Regions from separate parts of the Mus musculus genome. Here region 1 is linked to region 2. Evidence: chromatin contacts called from ENCODE POLR2A ChIA-PET data. All regions are on one chromosome and are shown on one strand. Each heading gives the region's core, a stretch centred on a gene start or an enhancer-like site at or near the end of the contact. The rest is flanking DNA. Distances are from core to core; before and after follow the strand shown.

Evidence for each region. ChIA-PET counts read pairs that join two places held with the same protein, here RNA polymerase II (POLR2A).
Region 1: POLR2A ChIA-PET joins it to region 2 with 11 read pairs in embryonic stem cell. The contact joins the promoter of Mcmbp here to the promoter of Bag3 in region 2. POLR2A ChIA-PET finds 5 or more read pairs at or near these places in 2 of 5 experiments (Patski and embryonic stem cell).

What each region holds. Positions count from the first base shown.
Region 1 is chr7:128,737,629-128,743,351 of GRCm38, forward strand. It overlaps Mcmbp (minichromosome maintenance complex binding protein), which reads right to left and starts at 2,801. Exons shown (of 16, transcript NM_145955.3): 1 at 2,505-2,801. The coding sequence starts at 2,562.
Region 2 is chr7:128,521,095-128,526,836 of GRCm38, forward strand. Bag3 (BCL2-associated athanogene 3) reads left to right here and starts at 2,489. Exons shown (of 4, transcript NM_013863.5): 1 at 2,489-2,950. The coding sequence starts at 2,765.

The sequences.
Region 1 (5,723 bases), core at 1,551-4,050, 220 kb after region 2:
CTCACAACCACCTGTAATGAGATCTGACACCTTCTTCTGGTGTGTCTGAAGACAGCTACATTGTACTTATTTATAATAATAAATAAATCTTTGGGCCGGAGGAGAGAGCAAGGACTGAGTGAGCGGTGCAGACCAGAGTGAGCAGGGTTGACCGGAGCGAGCAGAGGTCCTAAAAAAAAAAATCAATTCCCAAACAACTACATGGAGGCTCACAACCATGTACAGCTACAGTGCACTCATATACATAAAATAAATAAATAGATCTTTAAAAAAAAAGCCAGAAGAGCAGGTACATGCCTGTAATCCCAGAATTTGGAGGCAAATGCTCAAGAGCAGCTGGAGCTACAGGGTACAGGGTACAGAGCTATACAGTATACAGGGTATCAGAGGAGGAAAAAGGGTGTAGGTCAGATACTAAGGTCATAATATACTCAGGTCAACAGGAGTGCAGTGAAGTTTGTTTGTAATCTCCCAGAGGCTGAGGTAAAAAATGGAGAATTCAAGGGCAACCTGGGGATACTAGTGAAACTAAAACCCAAGGGGGGGAAGTCTCTATAACCAACCGGAAGCCACTGGTTCTGGCATAGAAAGTGCAAGAGAGACGGGGAGGCTGTTGCAGAAATCCAAAACGTGACTAAAGATCCTGGGCTATGACAGCAGTGCTGGAGATGAAGATTTCTGGACAGGGTCAAGAGATAATTAATATCTAAAGCTGATACAGAGACTGGGTATGGAGGCACGTGCCAGAAGACCAGCTTCAGTGGTGGACTATTTGCCTGCTTGTACTGGGTTCAACCCCCAGTACGGAAATCAAAAATCAAACACAGACCAAAGAGTCTCCAGCTTTAAGGTACCCAATGTAATCACTGCGACAGGAAAACACAGCAGAAATACAGCAGAGCAGGTTATACACTTCTCTCCCAAAGAGTCATTCAGAGGGCAGCAGTGACCTTTCCAAAACATTCCAAAATATTTATAAAATATTGATAATCAAATGCAATTTTCCCCGAACTCCCTACAGCAGGACCGTGGTAGTGGGATATTTCTCATAAATGGAGATTCTGGCTGGGTAAGGTGGCACACGCAACACTCCAAAGGATGAGGCAGGAGGATTTCCATGAGCGCCAAGCCAGCCAGCTAGGGCTAGGGACCTGCCTCAAACTAAAGGGTAAGGAATTCTGGTATCGGTCATTGGAACTTAACCCTTTAAGTCCCAAACCTTTAACTACGGAGAGATTTTTTTTCCCCTAAAAATTTATCTACACATTTGCACTTTCACCCAGTACAGAACTGAACCCTGGCTTGACATTTGGGAATCATTGTTAGTCTCGACATGCCAGTTGTTGGGTCCAATATTTTGAACTTCAATTACTAGCACTTAGCGAAGGGCTCTGCCTTCCAAATGACAGAATCACAGGTAGCAGCTTACACACACCCTTTGATAACCACCCTAGATGGCTAGGTTTGAATCTGCCTCTTTCCACCTGCACTGTACTCAGACCATTCATCAGGCCAGGCACACATTCTACTACTGAGCTATAATACCCCAAGCCCGTGGTTTACTCTTTCGCGGGCTTGCACACCCCTGCCCCTGTTGAAGACACTGTGTGTTCACTGGCTATATAATCGTCATGTCTACCCAGCCCTTCTATCTGCCGGCTTTAGTTTCACCCTGGGAAACTACCTGATTAGTTAGAATTCTAGGTAAAATGAATCCGATCCGGTGGGAGCGTTACTACAGAAAACACATTCCACGGAGACCGGTGGCACAGGCCAGTCATTAAACGCACCGAAATCTGGGATGCGCGTGGGAATCGGAGGTCTGGTTAACCAAAAAAAGCAACGATGACAATTACACCTAGAATTTACTCAGCTTGCCTACAGCACTCTCGGCTCCCGTTCTGTGGCAACTCATCTAAGTAGTTGAGTATTTCTAGCTAGCCCTGGTACGGGAACAGGTAACAGAGCAGACGGGTTCTAATGTCAACAGGGCAGGAAGAATAATTTAAAAAAAAAAAAAAAAAAAAAAGAAGAAGCATTCTCCCGGATGTCAAGGGAAACAGAGAGAACTTCTGAGCGAAGGCTCGAGCACTCCCTTACACACCCCGGAAGTTTTGAAATATCCCGCAGGCTCCCACAGGCAGTGGCTTCTCTCCGCGGCCGCTCTAAGGGCCCTCCGTGGGCAAGGGGACCTCTCCGTGTCTGCAGCACCCGGGCTACGTAGGCCACCGGCCCGGAGCCAGGCCGTCAATCACAGCTAGCGCTCGGAGCCGCGGCCCCGCCGCCAGCGAGCCGCGGCCGGGCAGCGGGCAGGTGACGGGAGGCGGCGGCGGCGCCAGCGCCGGCGGCCGGAGACGGCTGCTTCTGCTCGGCTTCCAGGCCCGGGGCCACGCGAGCCCTCGGCAGTGATTCCCCCGGCCCGTCGTCCGGAGTGCGGCCGCGCGGCGGGCCTGGTCCCGCAAACTCCGCTCCCCTCCCGGCCCTGCTCGCCACGCGCCACTCACCGAAGAAGCCTTGCACGATCCCGAGCGGGTGGCTCAGCCAATCTTCTCCACAGGGCATGGCGCTGAGGGCCGGGGCCAGCGCGGCCCGTGCGGCGGGCGCTCCTCTGCGGGCCGAGCGCGCTCGGAGCCCGGCTTCTCGGGGGCTCGGCCGCTCCTCGTCCGCGCCCTCCCACGCGCGGGGGCGTCGCGAGCCACGGGCCTCCGCGCGTCTCAAGGAGAGGTGGCTGCGGTGACGGGCACGAGCGCCTCGGAGCTGCTGGCCAGCGGCCGGAGGGGTGGGGGGGAGACCGTCCTAGCCTCCACTTCTCACAATGGCGGGAAATCGCGGCCACCGACCGCGCTGCCAGCGACCTGGGTGGAGCTCGAGGAGGAGGGGCGGCGGGAGCGTGCTGCGCACTCCCGGAGGGGAGGGAGTGGGCGGGGCGGACGGCCATTTTGGAGACGGAGACAGGTCGGGCAATCCCGGGGCCGCCATCTTGGAGATGGGCAGAGGAGCGCGTCTGTGCTTGGTATAGTGGTCCCTGTGTGCGCGCCTGGTGGCAAACTCCATCAGGGTGCTTCATTGGCTCAAAGTTTGAGTCCTTGCACCTGGACCAAAAAGACGCACGTTCTGCCAACTTCAAGAGTCATCTCTAAGCAAAATTAAAGGTTGAAATTCTATTTGGTGTCTGATCATCTGATCCCCTTGTGCCTCTTGTTTCTGGTGGTAGAACTCTTCTAAGGTGCCCTGCCCAAAGTCCTGTATAAGATTTGCCCCCAGCTCAGTGAGTTCTTCCTGAACGATTTAATCAAGGAGGTTGTGTAGCCTTTGTGGGCATCTCAATATGGCCAAGGAACTGGCAAGTGCTCAGAACTCTCTCCTAGCCCAGCCTTTAGCTTCTAACCTCAAAACACCCAAATGATCTCTGCTTCCAACCTGGCAACTAGGGAGCTATGACAAGATTCCTATACAGCATACAGATCAGAACACTCTTACAGGGCAGACCCTGAAGGGCCTAGAGAATTTAGGAACTGTCAAGTTTTCATAGAGAAGACATTTTCCCTAGAAATGGGATATACCTCAGAAAACCCTGATTTCATCATCTATACCTACTCGGCTGTAAAAAGGTAGTGGTGATCTGAATGTAATCTAGAAAGTATATAGCTGAAGAATAAGAACTTCTTGGTGGCAGAACACTTGCCTGTCATGCAAGCCCTAGCAAGGGATCAAACAGAGAGAGATGGCGACAGATGAACAGAGACAGCTATGACCAAACCCAGAAACCTCTGTAGTTCAGAAGGAAAAGGGAACCAAACCTGCCCTTCTGCCTTTGTTGGTCCCCTGGAGGGAACGTATCCTTAAATCATAGCACTTGGGATATAGTCAAGGAAGGTCAGGAGTTCATAGCCAGCCTTGGCTACACACTGAATTTGAGGCCAGCCTGAGCTACCTATATATGACCCCGTCTCAAAAACAAATAGATAAAAATTAAGAGCTCCACAGTGGTGGCCCATGCCTTTAATCCTATCACTCAGGAGGCAGAAGCAGGAAGATCTCTGAGTTTGATGCCAGTCTGGTCTACACAGCGTGTTCTAGGACAGCCAGGGATACACAGGTTTTCAAGAAACCCTGTCTTGAAAGAAAAATTAAGTTTGTGATCACCCACAAAGAACAATAACTTTGTAGAGAAATGACAGAAGAAAGTAGTTCTTAGTTCCCAAAGGCAACAAGCTGCAGGAAGTCAAAATAGGAGAGATTCATGGTAGACACAGTATATAAGATCTTTCTGCTTCTGGGTTGATAAGGATCGAAAGCTCAGCCAGGCGGTGGTGGCACACAACTTTAATTCCAGCACTTGGGAGGCAGAGGTAGGCAGATTTCTGAGTTCGAGGCCAGCCTGGTCTACAGAGTGAGTTCCAGGACAGCCAGGGATACACAGAGAAACCCTGTCTCAAAAACAAACAAACAAACAAACAAACAACAACAACAAAAACAAAAACAAAAAAACAAACCAACCAACCACCAAACAAAAGGATCGAAAGCTCTTCCAGGTAACTAGCTTCTGTGTTTTCTGGTAGAAAGGGGTGGGAGGATGCCTTGAAACCCTCCTGCCTTTGTACAGACAATGGGAGGGCAAGCGGTTTTCTTATACATGGTTCTGCTCAGTTGCTTTCAGTTCAAGATAATCTTTATGCCAAAGTGGCATGATTTGGAGTGACTCGGGATGAAAGAGGGAACTAGGACTTGGCATTTCAATATGACTTTGTGTCTGACTTTTGTGAGTTGAGAAAACTAACGTGGCTAAGACACTGTAGTTGTCTGAATGAGAATGGCCCTCATAGGCTCAAAGGTTTGAATACTTGATCCCCAGTTGGTAGAACTGTTCAGGAGGGATTAGAAGGTGTGGTCCTGTTGGAGGAGATGTGCCATGGAGGCAGACTTAGCTTCAGAAACCTCCCGCCACTCAGTGTGCACTCTGCCTTCTGTTCTCAGATGATGATGTGAGGTCTCAGCTGTTCCTGTCACCATGCCTTTGCCCTGACATCGGAGACTCTGACCCTATAAAGTCATAAACCCAATTAAAATCTTTATAAGTTTTCTTAGTCATAGTATTTTATCACAACGATAGAAAAGTAACCATGACAGATGATATCACCACTGCATTCATCCATTCTTTCAGTAGAGAGAGTAGCCATGTTCTTGGAACCGAATGAGGGAAATTTCATATTTTAACTCTGTGCCTCATAATAAACAAATTAAAGCTATGTGTTAAGATATCTGGCTTTAGAGAGGCTATCATCTATCTATCTATCTATTATCTATCTATCTATCTATCTATCTATCTATCTATCTATCTATCTATCATCTATGCATTTAGCCTTAGTTTCCTTGGAACTCACTATGTAGCCCAGGCTGAGCTACATCTCCAGTGCCTATCGATGGATCCTTAATTGGGAAGAGTGCAGTCAAGAAGGGACCTGATTAGAAGAAGTTCACTCAGCCAGGGCAGTGGTGGCACACGCCTTTAATCTCAGCACTTGGGAGGCAGAGGCAGGCAGATTTCTGAGTTTCAGGACAGCCAGGGCTACACAGAGAAACCTTGTCTTGAAAAAACAGACAAAAAACAAGAAGAAGAAGAAGAAGGAGGAGGAGGAGGAGGAGGAGGAGGAGGAGGAGGAGGAGGAGGAGGAGGAGGAGGAGGAGGAGGAGGTGGTGGTCACTCAGTCACTCAGGGCATG
Region 2 (5,742 bases), core at 1,239-3,738:
CCCGTCACTCAGGAGACGGGGGCAGTCAGATCTCATCAGGTTTGAGAGCATAGTCTATGTATCACATTCCAGGACAGCCGGAGCTACATAGAAAGACTCTTATCTCAAAACAGCAACAACAACGAAATGTCTGTGTTCCTTTGGCACTGCCGACAGAGAAACGGGACACGTCCTCACCGCTTCTCACAGTATTCCCGGCAGTGGGTAGAACCAACTTTTCATGCCTAAACGGAAATGTAAGCGGCACATCATGGCTTCCACCACAAAGATCAAATGTGAGAGCCCACGTAAAGTCATTAACGTAGCACCTGACAGCGATTACCCAATAAGCACTAGCCATTATGAGTGTTGTTTTTAATAATTATTATTTACCACACACTGTGCTGGAGGATGGGGACACGGTGGTGATCAAGATCCTGCTCCTGCTCTTAAAAACTCAGCCCATTAAGTAAATCAAACAAACAAGCATTTACAGTGTAAAGCAATTGGTAGGGTGGGACAGGATGTGGATGGTCAGAGGACTAATGGGGGGGCAGCAGGATGTGTGTATGTGTGTGTGTGTGTGTGTGTGTGTGTGTGTGAAGGAGTGTATGCTAAAGGGAATGCTGGGAAAAGCCAAGCTGCCCAGGAGATGATGGTTGGAGTGGATAGAAGGGTTTCCATCCTGGTGGTGGAAGCAGTGTGTGCAAGATACAGTTCAGCAGGGTCAGCTGAAGTATGGACCAGGGAAAATGAGGAATACACCTTTGTGCACCAGACCAAGGAGAGTGGACTTGGTGGGTGCTTGAAAAGGCCTCTCTGGCTGCTATATGGGCAAGAGGTTTAGAGGCAAGCCCAAAGGCTGAAGAACCCATTAGGGTGCTGTGAAGGATCCAGGTGAAAGCGTAAGATGGCTGGGACGGAAGAAAGAGAAGAGTCACAGAGTCAAGAAATACTTAGCAAGATAGGAATGGATGGTAGGAACGAAGGGGCAATTTGAGGACAAAGTGGGGGTGCGGGAGAGATGACTTAAGAGCATTTGCTACTCTTATAGAGGACCAGGTTCAGTTCCCACAAGGAAGCTATAAACATCTATAACTACAGTTTCAGGGCATGCAATACCCTCTTTGGACCTCGGAAGGCATTGCACAAGCCGGCTCATACATATAAAATAAATCTTTATTTATTTTTTTTAAATATTTTTTAAATAGGGCATTGCTAGGCGTAGTAGATGGTAGTGTGCACCTTTAATCTCAATACTTGGGAGGCAGAACTATATAGATAGACCATATCTTTAAAAAAATATCCACAGCCAAGCAGTGGTGACACATGCCCTTGATCCCAGCACTTGGGAGGCAGAGAGATGGATCTCTGTGAGTTCAAGGTCAGCCTGGTCTACATAATTAGCTAGTTCTAGGACAGCCAAAACTACACAAAGATACCTTGTATTGAAAAACAAGCGAAAAAATTCACTTTGTATTCAGTCTTCAATAAACATCAATCTTTATTCCTTTATTGAAGATGGACTCTGGATTTAGCCACGTGCTGGGTGGGTTCAGGTATAAAGAAGCAAAAGACAGACACTGACCAGTGAGTGAATCTAAGTGTCTAGACCTTTCAATGTGACTATCAAATGATAATAAGTCAATATTCCCACATTTGGGCTTATACAGGTGTGTTTGGTGGCACCAGGCAGTACCTGAAGGCTAACTATGTTAATACTTATACTGAGGCTTTGAGACTTCAAAGTCAGTAAGAAGGTCTTTGGAAGTAAAAAAAATCAGCTTGTTGGAAATGTCTGGCAGAGTCCTCTAGTATTTGCCACAGAGTAAAAATCGGAGGGGAAGAGGCCAGAGATGTATCTTTGAAGGTCCCAGGACATTCTCTGAATCTGAGTCAGGAAATTGGCCTCAGTATTGGTTCCAGGTGTTTCTGAAGTCTAGTCACTGTGCGAAAGTGCCTATATAGAAGGCCAAGAGCACAAAGTTGTCACTTTAGTCCTTGCTTCTTCAGTTTTCCAAAGCAGGCAGGTGAGTTTCCACAGCTCTTTCTTTTTGTTGTGACCTCAGATCAGCATTCCAGAATTTCTCAGAAGTCATAAGGCCCTTGAGAAAAAGTTACTAAAAACGTCACTGCAGGACGCCAGCGTCACTGAGTGTGAAGAGAGAGAAAGAACTAGACTTTCCGAGTTTAAAGATGATTTAGTCCTTACACAAAGGTGGGGCCCCAGGTGTCGGCCCTTGGACTGCTAACCCCGGGACACCCCCACGCGGCACGAAAGAGTGGTGGGGAGTCCGGAGACAGAAACCAGCCAGAGAGCACAAGGACACCGGTGCGTGTCAACCTGGCGCGAGGCGCACAGGCCCCAGGACACACACAGGACAGGGATAGGGAGGGACAGCCTGGGTAGTCTAGGAGAAGGAGGGGCGGGTGACAAATCCCCGCCTCCGATCCCTCCCAAGGTCCCGCCCCGCCGCGATTATAGCCTATGACTCAGGGCGGAGCTCCGCATCCAACCCACGGCGGCCGCCAAGTTCTCTGGATGGGACCAGAAGTTTCTAGCCGGCCAGTTGCTGCCTTCTCTTTATCTCCTCCTTCCCCTTTGGCAGCTAGGAGGCTATTTCCAGACACTTCCACCCCTCTTCGGCCACGTCACCCAGTCCTTTAATTCATAAAGGTGCCCGGCGCCGGCTTCCCGGACACATCGGCTACACAGAGGTGCCCGCACTCCACGACCTCGTGACCCGCGCCCTAGCTCTGCGCCCCGGGCGGACCCTAACCCAGCATGAGCGCCGCCACCCAATCGCCCATGATGCAGATGGCGTCCGGCAACGGAGCCAGCGACCGAGACCCCCTGCCCCCGGGCTGGGAGATCAAAATCGACCCGCAGACCGGCTGGCCCTTCTTCGTGGACCACAACAGCCGCACCACGACGTGGAACGACCCGCGTGTGCCCCCCGAGGGCCCTAAGGTGAGTGGAGCTTGCCGTCCCACCTCGACGGCGAAGGGGCCTGGTCGAGCCAGGGCTATGCGAGTCACCCCACCCCGCGCCCTGCTGCGCAAGGAGAGTCCTTAACCATATCCGCCTCGAACGGGCGTCGGGCCGCAGAGAGCCGCAGGCAGGGTGGCCTTGGACGGTAGCCAGCGGGGTGCGACCCGCGTGGTGACATCGGGTGGTTTTCCACAGCCTCTTGCGAAGGGCGAAGGGCAGTGGTGGCCTGAGCTGCGGTGCGCCGCGTCCCAGGGAAGGGCGACCGGCCTGATGAGCGGCTGAGGCCCAGGCCAGGCCCGGCCGCCGCCTCTCTGTCCCGCGCGTCCCGTGCTGAGACCCTGGGCTCCCTCCGGTGCTGATGGCGCACGGCCAGGATTGAAAGGCTGCTGAGTGGAGTCTCCTGTGGGGATTTCACTTTCAAATTCAGAACTTAGTTGAGGCTTATCTTGAGTTTACTGGATCTTAGGCATAGAGTGACTCAGGAGGCTCGAGTAAATAAGTTATTTTCCCCCATTAAACTTATTATTACTGGTCGAAACTGCTTTCAGTTAGAGAAAATTCTGATACTACCACTATTTTTTTTTAAGATACTCTTTCTGACAGTTCCAAAACTAAAGATCAGACATTGTATCACCATACTTAGCCACTGCCTTAAGACTCACACTGGAGTGAAAGAATGTATTTTTAATGGCGTGATTCCTTGTTGTCCTTTTCAAATACTGGAGTTTTGTTACCAGAAACAGCTGAGGAGTCTGGTGAACACTAGGTGTATGCTTCATTTGCATAGATATTCAGGTTTGTGTACTTCAATCTAAAAAGCAAGAAAAATTGAAAATACAAATTTGGAATGAAGCCCAGCCTGGTTCAGGCCTGTCATCCCAGCACCCAGGAAGCTGTGGCGAGAGGATCTTGAGTTCAAGTCTAGCCAGGGCTATATAATCGGAGTCTATCTCAAAAGTTATTAAGTAATTAAGTTGGAATGAAACTAGCCTGTGTTGCAAAATAAGACCTTGTCTTTTTTTATAAAAAAAAAGAAAAAAAAGATTGAGCTGGGCAGTTGTGGCACACCTCTTTAATCCCAGCACTTGAGAGGCAGAAGCAGGCAGATTTCTGAGTTCAAGGCCAGTCTGGTCTACAGAGTTCCAGGACAGCCAGGGCTACACAGAGAAACCCGATCTCGAAAAACCAATAAAATAAAATAAAAATAAATAAAAATTCGATTGAATTTTGAGTGAAGAACTTAAAAATACAAATTTAGGTAGGATTTTTCTTGTTTGTTTTGTTTTTCTTTTTTTAAAATTAGATATTTTTTTATTTACATTTCAAATTTTATTCCTTTCCTCATTTCCCCTCCGAAAACCCCCCTATCTCATTCCCCCCCTCCCTGCTCATTACCCCACTCACTCCCGCTTCCCTGTCCTGGCATTCCCCTACGCTGGAGCACAGAGCCTTCATAAGACCAAGGGCCTCTCATTGATTTCCCACAAGGCCATCCTCTGCTACATATTGGGCTGGAGCCTTGAGTCCCTCCATGTGTACTCTTTGGTTGGTGGTTTAGTCCCTGGGAGCTCTGGGGGTAGTGGTTGGTTCATATTGTTGTTCCTCCTATGGGGCTGCAAACCCCTTCAGCTCCTTGGGTTGCTTTGCTTTTCAAGACAGGGTTTCTCTGTGTAGTGTTGGCTGACCTGGAACTCACAGAGATCCTCCTGCCTCTGCTTTCTGAGGCATGAGCCACCACCATCCGGCCACGTAGGATCTTTGAAAATATAGTTAACAGAAGTCATATTTAGCATAATGTTCAGTAATAATTTATGTACATTTGGTCCTTTCAAAATGAAAAGTTTGGTAAAGTAAATGCACTTTAAAATAGGACTCTATCATCAATGGGAGGAGAGGCCCTTGGTCCCGTGAAGGTTCTATGCCTCAGTATAGGGGAAGGCCAGGGCCAGGAAGCAGGAGTGGATGGGTTGGTGAGCAGGGGGAGGGGGGAGGGGATGGGAGTTTTCAGAGGGGAAACTAGGAAAGGGGATAACATTTGAAATGTAAATAAAGAAAATATCTAATTAAAAAAGGAAAAAAGAAAAAAAAAAATAGGACTCTACTTTGGGCCTGACCTGGTGGTACACAGCTTTAATCCCAGCTCTCAGAGGCAGAGGCAGGTGGATCTCTGAGTTCAAGGCCAGCTTAGTCAATAGAGAAATGTTGCCTCAAACAAACAAAACAAAACAAGAAGAAATACTCTTAACTTATTACTTTCTGGAAAAAAATAAAAGCAGTAAAGAGTTTATAAATTGTTTGGTATTTTCAAAAACTCACCCAATTAAAAATGCTTTATAAATCATTAACTTAGAAAATTCTAGTTTTCTTTTTATGTGTATGGTGCAAGGGATTGAACCCAGGGCCTTGAGAACTTCAGGCAAACATTTTCCTTATAACTATTGCTACAACTTTAGTATCCAGCAGTGAGCCACATACTTGGCAGTTTACATTTACAAGAAACTAATTGTATATTTATTTCTGGAAATTATTACTACAAGAGGCTGTAATTTGGGGTGGACATAATTGCATGTATCTTTGTGTGTGTGTGTGTGTCTATTTCATACATTATTGGGTAAAAGATTCTCTTTTGAAACTAGCCGTCTTCAGACTGCATAGGGAATAGAAGCCATATAATGTGTGGTATGTTTTGAGGCCTCCTTCCTCTGGCTACAGGCACAGTCTCCGCCCTCTGACACCCGTCACTGGGAGTGAAGATCAAGTTTGAGCCTATA